Regions from separate parts of the Homo sapiens genome. Here regions 1, 2 and 4 are each linked to region 3. A link is a contact called in ENCODE Hi-C or POLR2A ChIA-PET data. All regions are on one chromosome and are shown on one strand. The core of a region is the stretch at or near the end of the contact, and the rest is flanking DNA. Distances in the headings are between cores, read along the strand shown.

The links. Hi-C counts contacts between places; a loop is a spot of excess contacts on that map. ChIA-PET counts read pairs that join two places held with the same protein, here RNA polymerase II (POLR2A). Pooled maps may share reads with other maps.
Region 1: a map of CD8-positive, alpha-beta T cell shows a loop between it and region 3 (15-fold over the local background). The contact joins the promoter of DYNLT2 here to the enhancer-like site in region 3. A Hi-C loop is called at or near these places in 5 of 168 maps with a recorded cell type or tissue (CD4-positive, alpha-beta memory T cell, CD8-positive, alpha-beta T cell and naive thymus-derived CD4-positive, alpha-beta T cell), 1 of 37 single-sample maps with no recorded cell type and 16 of 50 pooled maps. POLR2A ChIA-PET finds 5 or more read pairs at or near these places in 1 of 52 experiments (CD4-positive, alpha-beta T cell).
Region 2: a pooled map shows a loop between it and region 3 (4-fold over the local background). The contact joins two enhancer-like sites. A Hi-C loop is called at or near these places in 1 of 168 maps with a recorded cell type or tissue (IMR-90) and 4 of 50 pooled maps. POLR2A ChIA-PET finds 5 or more read pairs at or near these places in 2 of 52 experiments (OCI-LY7 and activated naive CD8-positive, alpha-beta T cell).
Region 4: a loop to region 3 is called in a map of naive thymus-derived CD4-positive, alpha-beta T cell, with 10 times the contacts of the local background. The contact joins the promoter of PHF10 here to the enhancer-like site in region 3. A Hi-C loop is called at or near these places in 4 of 168 maps with a recorded cell type or tissue (CD4-positive, alpha-beta memory T cell, CD8-positive, alpha-beta T cell and naive thymus-derived CD4-positive, alpha-beta T cell), 1 of 37 single-sample maps with no recorded cell type and 15 of 50 pooled maps. POLR2A ChIA-PET finds 5 or more read pairs at or near these places in 5 of 52 experiments (H1, WTC11, endothelial cell of umbilical vein and 2 more).

What each region holds. Positions count from the first base shown.
Region 1 is chr6:169,750,071-169,753,082 of GRCh38, reverse strand. It overlaps DYNLT2 (dynein light chain Tctex-type 2), which reads left to right and starts at 1,511. Exons shown (of 4, transcript NM_174910.3): 1 at 1,511-1,744. The coding sequence starts at 1,625. ERMARD (ER membrane associated RNA degradation) reads right to left here and starts at 1,461. Exons shown (of 18, transcript NM_018341.3): 1 at 1,420-1,461. The coding sequence starts at 1,425.
Region 2 is chr6:169,529,044-169,532,046 of GRCh38, reverse strand. All of the region lies in intron 25 of WDR27 (WD repeat domain 27), which reads left to right. Among named protein-coding and RNA genes, the nearest start is that of LINC02519, 140 kb to the right of the region's middle. Within about 2 kb of position 1,571, at least 7 of the 41 ENCODE cell types and tissues checked have a DNase peak (open chromatin) inside an H3K27ac peak, as active enhancers do.
Region 3 is chr6:169,653,257-169,656,303 of GRCh38, reverse strand. The region is part of intron 13 of WDR27 (WD repeat domain 27); the gene reads left to right. Among named protein-coding and RNA genes, the nearest start is that of WDR27, 47 kb to the left of the region's middle. RefSeq lists enhancers at 1-171, 1,377-1,426. Within about 2 kb of position 1,588, at least 25 of the 41 ENCODE cell types and tissues checked have a DNase peak (open chromatin) inside an H3K27ac peak, as active enhancers do; they include endothelial cell of umbilical vein, where a contact is called at or near this core.
Region 4 is chr6:169,723,151-169,726,614 of GRCh38, reverse strand. PHF10 (PHD finger protein 10) reads left to right here and starts at 2,115. Exons shown (of 12, transcript NM_018288.4): 1 at 2,115-2,770. The coding sequence starts at 2,684. It also overlaps a transcript of DYNLT2 not described here. RefSeq lists an enhancer at 1,450-1,992 and silencers at 1,924-2,223, 2,294-2,533, 2,634-3,013.

The DNA.
Region 1 (3,012 bases), core at 262-2,761, 97 kb before region 3:
AAACTGCTCTCCTGTGTCCTGTCACTTCTCTGCAAATCTACAGTTCTTTGTTGAAGATGGTATACAAATGTAGTTCTAAGCCACCATTTCAAGTTACTTCTCATTAAGGTTTATCCCTTGTGATGTGTACTCTGTCCAAGAATAAACTTTTTTCTTGTTATCCTTTCATTTGTTAAAGGGGTCACTCCGAACTAAGATGGGCAGAGGTAAAGTTTAGCCTTCCCTGCCATGTAAAAAGTAGCAAACCGTACTGGTTTTCCATGGAGAATTAAATACAATCGAAATCCTCACAATTACCCCACATGACACTAAGACCATCGTATAAACCTGCAAAGAAGTCAAATTCAGGATCTAAAGCGGAACCGAAGCTCTTTATTTTGGTGTGTTGAGTTAAGGGGGGGCTGTGTTGTGACAGTCATAATTAGCTCTGGGCAGCTTCCTAATGTGGAAACTGCTATCAGTTGCCCTGTTTGCTCCTCCTGCACCCAGAAGTTGCACTTTCCACTCTCAGCCCTGGTTTTCGAACAATCCCAGCAGGCCCTAACAATTAAGTCATCACTAAAGAAATCTACATCAACTATTTGTTGATTGGCGATTGTCACTCGCATCCTCCATGTGGCTCTATGGGGCTGGAACTCTGCAGACTACACTGGGCCGGTGCTTTGGAGCTGGACTTAAATTTGAATCATTCCTCAGCCTCTGACTACCTCTTGCCTTGGAAAAGTTACTTTATCGGAATCTCAGTTCTAAGTGAAATAAAACGGTGCCAGGCTGCACCTGGTAGGGCTACAGTAATCAGATAACACATGAAAAGCATCTAGCACATAGTACTCAAAAATGGTAGTTATCGTTATCATCATTTTGGAGACGGGGTCTCGCCGTCGCCCAGACAGGGGTGCAGTGGCGCGATCTCGGCTCACTGCAGCCTCCACCTCCTGGGCTAAAGCGATCCTTCCACCTCAGCCTACGGAGTAGATGGGACCACAGGCCCCACCACGCCCGGCGATGAACACAAATTTACTGTCCGAGTGTGGACCCTACAGGCAGCGACTAGGAAACTGCGCTTCTAGGAACGAGCCACGGTCAGGTGAGAGCCCGACCTGCGGCTTTCCGCCCCCGCGCCACCGCGCACAGCCCTCCCTGACCGTCCGCCGCGTTCCAGCTCAGGGCCAGGAGGCGACGGAGAAACCGAGCCTGGCCCAGGGAGGCCGGCAGGGCCCGCCAGGCGTCTTGCAGGGCCGAGCGTCCGATACCGCCACAGAGGCCAGGGCCGCGACGTCGCCAGCGCCCTCCAGCGCGGGACCGCCGGCCACCGCAGGCGCGTGCTCGCTCGCCCACTCCGCGTAGCCGAGCACCACCCAGCCTGGCGCCGACTCCCTGCCTAGCTCGGGATCGAACCGGGCCCTACACCCGCCCTACCTCCATAACTTCCGGTGCCCCGCTGCGGCGCGCGTGAATGACGCAGGCGCCTGCGCGCCCCTCCTCCAGGCGCTTTGGAGCCCTGGCGGGCACTTCCTACCGTACGAGGCGCAGGTGGGAGACTTCCGCCCTCGCGGGACTGGCTAGGGCGTTTGACCGCCGGCGGTGAAGGGGAGGCGGTGGGCGTCTTGGAGAACAGAGCGAGATGGAGAAGCGAGGCCGAGGCGTGAAGTCGAGCCCCATCCAGACCCCGAACCAGACCCCTCAGCAGGCTCCGGTGACGCCTAGGAAAGAAAGGAGGCCTAGCATGTTCGAGAAGGAGGCAGTGAGTGCGGAGACTGCTAGGGGCCCGAGACGGCTATGTCCGACCGTTTAAGTGAAATCGCTCCCCAGTGGGCCCCGCTCCCGTCACCACCCCCAGAGCCAAGGAGGCAGCATCTCCCTTTTGTGTTTCTTTTTTCCCCAGATGCGAAATTGAAGCCTGAGACTGAGTTGGGCAGTCCCCTTTGGACTTGAGTGCTAAAGTTTTCTTGTTTTTTAATTAGGGCCATAGAACCCTACATAAGTCGATTGGAAGGGTGGTTACAAGATCTTCTTTTCAAATTTACTCAGCTTGCGGATTTCCTGAGAGTACTCTGAGTATTATTGCTTTGTACTAAAACACAGTATGTTAGTGTATTTAGTGCCATTATAAGCAGTTTTGCTAGCGAAAAATGAGTGTGTTGTATTAAAAAAATAATTTGATAAACCAGGCAGAATAGTGCCATGTTTTGGGTTTTTAAAACATCAGCAGTCTGGATATTTGAAGAATGTACAGGAGAAAAAAACTTAAGTTGAAAATACCCTGTCCAAAACTTACTGATATTGATGGAAAGGGTCATTATTCAGTTTTATTGGTGGTATAACAGGTATTTCTATATGATTAGGCTTTGAAAACCGTTAATGTATTAAAGACTCTATATTTTATTGATACTTTAACAGAAAATTAGTTTGCCCAAGGATACAAAGCTGTAATGATAGAGCTGGGACCAGAACCTGTATGCTAGTACTCGGTCCAATTGGCCTATACTGGTTTCTCTTCGTACTTACTTCGTGGACCTATAATAGGATGAAGATAGAGATGACAGGCAAAACAATTTTTTGAAGACCCTAAAACATTTTAAGATTACTCTTAAAAAGAGAATTCTCAAAATAATGGCGAAATTTCAGGTTCTTGTTTCCCTGGTGTCTACATTTTACAGAGGAAAGAACGAACTAAATAAAGGAGGAAAAGCAAACAGGCCAAGTTTACACAGCTAAGAAAAAGAGCAGAGCAGGGCTAGAAACCTAAATCAGTTGGACTTAAAACTTCACACTCCCAAACACTATGCTGTATTTCTTGGCAATGAGTCTGAGTAACAGGTCACCAACAGTAAAGAAAAATTTCTATATATTGAGGCAGACAAGGGTGGCTTTTATAAACTTACTGCCTATCTGAGGTCTGAAGTGGTCTTTAAAATTCAATGAGCCTGAACTCAAAATGAGGAGACACATAGGTGCACCTGGTATATAGGTTAAAATCTGGGAGTGAGGGGACATGGACCAAAGTAATTA
Region 2 (3,003 bases), core at 322-2,821, 120 kb after region 3:
TTTATTTAAGACTTTAAAGATACTTTTATTGGGAAAAAAGAAAATTACAATAGAACCTTCAAGATCTGCCTTTGCCACTGTAAAGAGTAGTAATTAACACATCACACTGGTTACATCCAAAGACAAAGCTACATGGAGAATAAAGGCCGAGACAGGCGGATCACGAGGAGTTTGAGACCATCGTCGCCAACATGGTGAAACCCCATCTCTACTAAAAATACAAAAATTAGCCAGGCATGGTGGTGGGTGCCTGTAATCCCAGCTACTTGGGAGGCTGAGGCAGGAAAATCGCTTGAAACCAGAAGGTGGAGGTTGCAGTGAGCTGAGATCGCACCACTGCACTCCAGCCTGGGCAAAAAAGTGACACTCCATTTCAAAAAAAAAAAAAAAACAAACTGTTTAATGTTGCAGAATTCTCCTCACCTGCCCTGTGCACCTGCTGTGATTTCATGTCGATTGCAGACCATGAGACCATGAGTAGAGCAGGTAACACTCAGCGAGCTGGATGCTGGGGTGCTTCTGGGAAACAAGCTCTATTCTGCAGGAGTCTGCTGCCCATCTGCTCTCTGCCAGGAAGTATTTGACAAGTTACTACTGAATTGTCTTTCTCTTATCCAAATGTTTCTGTTCCTCAGATGGATTGGAAGCAGTGTTTGCTCCCCAATGTCCACGGGATTAAGATATAATTGTCTTTGGTTTTGAAAGGCAGTAATCTTTACTGGTTTAAGGAAGGAATCAACACGAATGAACTCCAGTAGAAAAAAAATGAAGATTCAATGTCATTCTTAATTCTAGAAAACTTCCTTGCTTCCTAACTCTGGACCTAAGAAAAGAAAACCAGCATCAATTCACTTATTGAAATGCTAATGTCAAGAAGGTACATTTTTATGTACAAAATGTAATCCATATATCCATTCATTCAACACATATTTAATGAGTGCCATGAAAACAGGTGAACAGGGCTGGCCAAGATTCTGTTTTCATGGACCTTAATCTAGTGAAAAACACAGACAACATGTCAGGCAGTGCTAGGTGCTGTGGCAGAAAGGGTAGAATTTGATACAAAGCCACTGCTATGTGTGGGAGGCTGAGATCAGACCAGACATCAGCTTTTTAACATGAGGAAGGATGTGGCTGCATCTCAGACATGAGACGTGCATGCATGAATGTTAGGAAGGTTTACAGTGATTCTTAGAAATGTAACCTCTAATCACAGAATTTAGACCTATGCCTCCTGGTAAATTTAGAATTGAGCCTTTGTTATGGATGCATTATTTTCATTGAGTTTACAGAATGGAGAGGTTCGATGTTCTGTGAGTGAGGGAGGGTGGAGAGGCACCGGCCTCAAGAAGGCTGAGCTGCTGCTGGGCGGTGCTGCGTTATACCAGCCATAAACATCGGCCACCTCCATGCGTTGCAGTCTCCTATGTAACGTGGGTGAGCCAGTGAAACCACAGAATCATCCCAAAGGTTGTGTCATGCTTTCATACAGTTGAGGCCATTTACATCCCCTCCTAAAATGTACACAGTCATGCATACTGAGGAGCAGAGGTGGGGAGGCCCTAGTGTGTGCAGCTTGTGGAAAACAGAGCAGCATTTGTAAATGTTGATACGTAGAACAAGAAACTTATCAAAGGAGGGACAAGAGAAAAGGCAGGTCTCTAAAATTAGTCACTGAGGACTTGTTTTCATCTCTGTTTTGAAAGGTCATGGGGGTTTCTCTTGAGCTAGAATGGAGGCAATTTGTGCAGTGCATGGACCAATCAGTGTGAGGGTGCCTGAGTTTCCAGTGACATATTTGCAACTGTTTGTGTTCATAGCTTTTGAGCTATGGCCATGGAAGATGGTTCGTATTATATTTAATGGTTGTTGATCCAGTATCTGGCCAGTGGAAGATATTTGTTCCTGATGGTCTGGCAGAGCTTTCGGCTCTGCAAACACTCATTGCTGTGGCTTCCAGCCCGAGCACACTGCGGTCACATCGCAGGAATGTGACAGTTGGACTGTAATTTTAGTTCTGCTCAATTTCTTTGTAAATGATTTATAAACCCAACTTGAAAAATTAATCTTTAAATAGGTTGCAGCATTTTAGTTATACTCAACACATAGGATTCCTATTACACATCTAATTCTATTATTTCTAGTTATGGCACAGTGCTATTGAAGTTTGTGAATTACAAAAACATGGCAACTATTTTTTTTTTCATTCAAGGATAAATAGCCTTAAAGTAAACAACTAAATAATACCAAGGGAAAAGATACAATGTAATTTTCTACATATAAAACCCCACAATTTAAAAGCTTATGCAAATTTTGAAGGATTTGTGCTTATAGTATTCTAATAGATATTTTAAATGGTGGTCCATTTGAATGAGCCTGTCCAAAATATGTTTATTTCAGTTATTTACTGAAAGACAAGCTAGAGTTGAATTAAAAAGTGAAGCATAACTCTGATTTAATGAGTGCAGTTTGGCCATTTAAAAAACCCTCTATTCTTAGTAGAGTCTTTGTAGAATATGCATTTATTTTATGGGAAATGTAAGATGCAGATACAGAAAAATAGTATGTTGGTGTAATTATTTTTTAACTTCAGAAATATTATTTCTAAACGTTTTCTTACTTTTTAAAGAAACAACATATTTTGGAAAATAGAAACTATAAATAGACAAAACAAAGGAAACAAACGAAGGGAAAAAACACAATAGCTTATTAGCATTAGCTGCCCCCCCCCCCCGCAGAGGTCACCACCGTTAACGTGCTAGCGTGTAAACTTCATTCTCTCCCTGAATGTGTGGGTGTGTATGCGTCTATTCACACATATATGCACACGCACATAGTGAAATGAGATTCTAGTGCAAATACTGTTTTTTAGCCTGATTTTTCACCTCCTTAGTTATGATGGTTGCATATAATTCTTTTATGTGGGTGCACCATAATTTATCTGATTCATGTTCTATTGTACATTCAGGTAGCTTCCAATTTGTGTTGTAAATATAAACAACG
Region 3 (3,047 bases), core at 339-2,838:
TGTTTGGCATGCTTTCCTCTGATTGGCCCCCACCCTTCACCTATTTTACATATTCCCACTCCTCCCTAATTGGTTTTTGACACTGCTGTGCCCATCTTTGAGTTGTACCTTTTTTTTTTAACCTTTTTTGCATAGTCACAAACCAATCAACATGCACTCCCCCATTCTGAGTCCATAAAAGCCCCAAACTCAGCCACACTGGGGGACCACCTGACTGAGGGTAGGGGGCTGCCCTCTCCGGGTCCCCTCTCTGCTGAGAGCTGTCACTCAATAAAACTCTCCAGCTGGGTGCAGTGGCTCACGCCTGTAATCGCAGCACTTTGGGAGGCCGAGGCAGGCGGATCACGAGGTCAGGAGATTGAGACCATCATGGCTAACACGCTGAAACCCCGTCTCTACTAAAAATACAAGAAAAATTAGCTGGGCGTGGTTGGCGGGCGCCTGTAGTCCCAGCTACTCAGGAGGCTGAGGCAGGAGAATCGCTTGAACCCAGGAGGTGGAGGTTGCAGTGAGCTGAGATCGTGCCATTGCACTCTAGCCTGGGCAACAGGGCGAGACTCCGTCTCAAAAAATAAAAACAAAAAAAACTCTGCCCTGCTCACCCTTCAGTTGTCAGGCCAGGCAGGGGCATCGCCAGCCTCGGGGGTCTCCAGCTGGCAAAGAGGCACCGAGAAGTCTTTCATCACAATGAATCTTCTCATATGTCTAATCTGGGGGCTGTTTATATGTAGAGTAATATTCTTTCTTAAGTGCGTTCTTTTCTGATTTGTCTTTTTCACTTCGTGTCTGTGAGATTTGCTTCAGTTGCTATACAGCGTTCTGTTGTCTGGATATACTGCGGTTTATGTACCCACGATTTATTCAGTATTAACAGACGTTTGGCTTGTCCCAGGCTGCTGTTGTGAGCAGTCTTTGCAGCACCCTGCTGTACCCTGGAGCCGGGAGGGCTGCCCTGATCTTCTGTGCGGGCAGCTGCTGGGCTCGGGGTTCCCCACATGGCAGGTCGATGGCAGACGATGGCAAGGGTCTTCCCAGGTGGCTGGCCAGAGGTTACTCCAGCAGCACACGCCGCCTCTCCTGCCCGGAGCTCTTGCCATGGCTGCATGTCGCTGGACGCTGGAATTTCTGCTTACCCAGTGTGAGACAAGAATAGCACTGGGTGGTCACAGGAGGACGGAAAACCCAGGCAACAGCGAAGACAGGAACGTGGCAAAGTAACCACAGGGCGGCAGAAAACCCAAAGCGAGGGAGAGAGAAGGCGAACCCACCAGCGTGATGTGTCCTCTGTTCTCCCGGGAAAACCCGAGTAAGAGACAACGAGGCTGTGTTGGGGGTTACCTAAAAATCCCCTCCTTTCCCAGAATACCTGATGATGATCCCGCACTGTCACTAAAGAAACACCCGCAAAAGAACACAAACTCCTCTGTGCGCGCTTCCTTCTGAACGGGGCTCCTCCTCCTGAGCGAGCCGCCTCCTTCTGAGCGCCCCTCCTCCTCCTGAGCGCGCCTCCGTCTCCTGAACGCGCCTCCTTCTGCTGTGCGCGCCGCCTAACCCTGTGCGCGCCTCCTCCTGTGCGCGCCTCCTTCTCCTGTGCGCGCCTCCTCCTCAGCTCGCCTGGCTTCTCACTTAGGCGTGTGCTTTCGCTTTGCAGCAAAAGCTGCTGCTTTTCGCATCTAAATTCTTGCTCTGAAGGTGCCAAGAACCTGGAAACCGGCTGGGAGTGGGGTCTCACCAGCCTTTGGAGACCCTCCTGAGCCGTCTGGCAACCAGTGACGATACAGAGGTGTCTTATGATTTCGTTTGCGTTTTCCTGGTTAAACATGAGGTGGTTATTGCTTGTGTTTAATCAGATACGCTTTACTGTCATAAGCCTAATTTGCATTTATTATCTCTTCGCTATTATTTTGTACAGGATCTTTTGGATTCATGTTCTTGCGTGATTGATTTCTCAGGAACTTTCTGAGTTTGGTTTTGGTGTGCCAGCTCCACAGAATGAGCTAGGGAGAGCTTTCTCTGTTTCTATACCTGAATGCTTGGTGTAATATTTTAAATTAGGTATATGATTGATTTTGAGTATAAAACCAGCCTTGTATGTCAGGGATAAATCCCATGATGTATACTCTTTTTGTTGTGTTGTTGAATTTGGTTTGCTAATATTTTATTGAGGAGTTTTGCATCAATTTTCATTAGAGAAGTGGGCCTTTAGTTTTTTGTTTGTTTCTGTTTTGTTTGTTTTTGTATTTGTTTTTTGGAACTGAATGAAGTGCACTGTGTTCTCTCAAAGGAGATTTGCGTTGCTTTCTAGGGGTTTGGGTGCACAAATCCACAGCTTCCGGCCTTTTAAGCCACTTGTCAAGGTCACTCTGACTGCAGGGCCAGCAGCCTGGGACCAGTACAGACCATCACGGCACAGGCTTCCTGGGCTAGTCGGAGAAGGTGAAGCTCGCATAGTGGCCAGGGACTTGGCCTTTCTGCCCTCACCTCCCTGAGGCCACACAAATCCTCAGCCTGTGTGGCTGGAGGTGCCGCCATCCACAGCTCACCTCAGTTTCAATATCTTGTCCTCATTTTCTTTTCCCTTTTTACAAAATGAAGCACATATTTCTTCTGGCTTTTGTGGCGTTTCTCTGTGGGAGAGGCCATCTGAATACCTAACCAGTGTGTTACCCAGATAATGAAAGTTAGCATTCACTTTTTAAATAGCAGTACCCTCAAAAAATTGAAAAAGTCCTATGTAGTAATGATGCTAATGAAGAATTGAAAGTGTTTATTAGGTAAATAATATGGTCTTGCACATTGTTTATGTGGTAAAGACTGATTTTTGTAGTCTTGTAAAAGACATTTTCTGTTCATTTACTTTTTTCATTATAAGATATGTATAAAATAAAACTTGCCATTTTAACCATTTTTAGGTGTATGGTTCAGTGGGATTCCATACCCTCACATTGTTGTGCAATGTAAAAAAGCCTTTTTGAACCATTTGCTTAATTAATAACAAAGGAATTTATATGTATATATACATTTCTAGTAAAAAATTTTTGGAAACC
Region 4 (3,464 bases), core at 866-3,365, 70 kb before region 3:
AGTCTTAACTTGAAATCTTTGTTCTCTCCATTACATCATAGTACCTCCCTACATATTTCATCCTTAACTCCTAGAATCCATCTTCATTTATCTCATTCTTATGCCAAACTGGAACGATTGATGTACCTGAATATGTCTATTTTCCCACCCCTCAGCCTGTTTGGGGCTTGAAACCCAATTTCTACTTCCATTGCACATCTACCTGTGTCTTTCTTACCTGTCTTTAAAGCAGTTTTCAAATTCTAGGTCAACCTTGAAACCTCCATTTTTTTTAGTTGGTAGTAAACTCCATTTTTTTTTTTAGTTGCTAGTTGTTTTCCCACCTAAGCTGCCTTAAAGTACAATTATATATTCGTACCATATTGTATTAGTGTTGAAGCTGCCTATAGGCAGGGATCTAATCTATACAGTGTCTCCTTAATATTCTTCTTTGCCTTGCACATTGGAAGACTGAATCAGTTATTTGTTGACTCCAGAATAAATTTGCATTTGATCTTGTCAACCTAAATAACAGACAGGTTTGCCAAACATGACAAATTTATTTGAAAGTGGGCATTGCAATGTAGAATATGGTGTCATAGTAAACTATAGGTGTATTCAGGGAGGTAAAGGAAGATAAGGGGTTTAAAAGGAAAAACGAGGAGGATTACGTAAGTTGTTTTGAAACAATTATCCTTGGCTACAAAGATCAGTAACAAAGGGGATGGCCAGTCCAAGGTTGGACAGGCAGTTGCTGCGCAAATGTCCTTGAAGCATTTTTTTGTGTAGTTTTGTGGCCTTTGTGCAAGGTTGTGGTTTTGGCAGTCTTTTGTGCTAATTCTTTATATCAGGCAATTATTAGTGAGAACTTTCCCATCACGGCTTTCCCTGACTCCATTCTCTGACAGCTTTCACAATCTAGAGACAGAATCCCGGAGGGAGAGGAGTACCAAATAGCTTAAGAGTTTTTTTTTGTTTTTGTTTTTTTTCTTAAAAAAAAAACCGCTAAACTCTACCCTGATCAGTGAAAAGAATTTAGCTGAAAGATGCAGTTTCTTCTTGGCAGATTCAGACAAGAAGTGCGGCGGAAGCTTACACCTGCACGTGGTGGGACAGAGGCAAGAACGGATGGTCTGGCTGAGGCTGAGAGAACCAAGCTGGATTAGGATCGGCTTGAGGGCCCGGCGTCGTCAGTGGTGACCTCTCTGACCTGAGGCAAGTGAGTCAGGCTGGACTGAGCGTGTTAACGTCGGTGTTTGTCAATGTGACGCGCTAGAATAATCCCTTTATCTTTCCCAACTTTTGTTTGTTGAGTGTAGGCAACTATAATGAATGGAAAGGAAACCGGATTGTACTTTAAATCCGAGAACATTCTCTACTCTCCAGAACAAGTCATCTGCAGGCGCAGGCAGTGGAATCCGTGAGGCCAGCTGTACGGCGGGCCGCCCCGGACCCAGGCTTGGCTCCTCACTTTCCGCTGTTTTTAGTGCGGTCCTACAAGTGCCCTGGTGCAGCCCGAGATCAGTAATAAATGCAGCTGAAATACACCGGCTCCCACGTTCTCGCGGGGGTACCTGCCAGGCCGGCGTCCACGCTCCTCCCCGGCTCCCGGCCGACCGCGTTCTCGGCGGAGGCATCAACCACGCGGGCACGCAAAGCCACGAGGGCCGAATCTCAGCGACTTCTTCCCGCTGTGCCTCCCGCACGCTCCGGGGCGGGCGCCGACAGCCCCCGGGTGCAGCTGCGGATGCTCGGGGAAGCGTGGCCTGGGCAGGTGGCTCCGCTGCTCTCTCGGAGCGCCACCAGCGAGAGGGGCGACCCGAGAACAAAGGCGGGAGAGGAGCGGCGACCGCGAGCGCGTAGAGGCGGAGGCCGCGCAGTCTCCGCGCGACTGCTCCGGGCAGGGCGACCCCCGGCAGAGAGGGGGCGGGGCGGGGACCCCCGGGAGGGGCGGGGAGGGGCGCGGCGGGGGCGCGGAGAGAGGGAGGGAACGAGGGTGACGCGCGGAGGGGCCGGGCCGGGGGCCGCGGGGAGGGGGCGGCTGCGAGCGCGCCAAGTGGCGACGTGCCGGGCCGGGGCGGGCCGGAGGGCGGGCGGGAGGTGGGGCGCGCCGGGGGCTGGGGGGAGCCGCGGCCGAGTACAACGCCGGGCCGTGGGGAGCCAGGCGGCGGCGGGGCTGAGGCGGCCGCGGGGCTGAGGGGAGCGGCGGGGCTGAGGCGAGCGGCGGGGCTGAGGCGAGCGGCGGGGCTGAGGCGGCCGCGGGGCTGAGGCGAGCGAGCGGCGGGGCTGAGGCGAGCGAGTGGCGGGGCTGAAGGGAGTCGCGGCGGCGCTGAGGCCAGCGGCGGAGCTGTGGGGGGCAACGGTGCTGAGGCGGTGGCCGCGGCCGGGCGGGTTGGGCTGACGTGAGAAGCGCCGCCGCCGCTGGGCCTCCTCCATTCCGGCCCGCAGCCCCGCGCCCTCCCAGCCTTTGGCGCCCTCCCGCGCGGGCGGCGCGCTGGCGACGGCCATGGCGGTGGCGGCGGCGCTGGCGGGCCGCGGGGCGCGCGGCGGCAGGGGCCGGCCCCCGGGCGGGCGGGCGGAGGGGGCGGGGCCGGGGCGGCGGGGGGCCCGCGCGGCGGCGGCGGCGGCGGCGGCGGCAGCGGCGGCGGCGGCCGGGACAAGGCGGAGGCGACGGCGGCGGCGGCGGCGCGGGGCGCTCGGGCTGATGGCGGCGGCGGCCGGGCCCGGGGCTGCGCTGTCCCCGCGGCCGTGCGACAGCGACCCAGCCACCCCCGGAGCGCAGTCCCCGAAGGTGAGGAAGCGGCCGGTGCGACCCGACCCTGACCCCGTCCCGGGCCTGGGTGCCGGGGCGTGGGCCCAGTCCCACCGGCGGCCGCCCAGCGTCTCGGGGGCGTGGGCCCAGGCCGGGCGCCGCGCCTGAGACCGGGGGTGGTCGGCGAGGCGGGGCCCCGAGGTGAGCCCGCGGCCTCTAGCGAGCAACAAGTGCGGGCGGGCGGGGGACGCGGCGCGGCTTCCCCGAAGTTGGCAGCCGGCCCTGCTTGACAAGCTTGTCCCCAAAACGCCTCCTCCTAGGCCAGCCGTGGGACGGAACGCGCCCGGGGCCGAGAGAGTTGGCCTCGGAGGGGCCTGCAGAAGCGCGCGTTCGCTCAGCGTTCATTCCGCGCATAGTTTGCCGAAGTGTTTGAACGCTTACTGCAAAAACCGAGTGGCGAACGATATGGAAAATCAACACACTCAGTGAACTTACTGTAATAACTAAGTTAATACGCAAGCGTCCGGATGTTTTCAGCGGAAGTCTGTTAAAACTTTTTACTGCTTGAGGAGGTGAAAAGAAATTGGTGCTTGTGGAGAAAATGGAGATGAGCAGTAGTGTCACGCATCAAAACGTTTTGGTTCTAAAGTTAGGCTAGCAGTTTGTGACAGAAAGTTGGAAGGGAGGAATGATGTTTTAAAAGCCTGGAAGCTTGAAATTGGATTGAAATTAG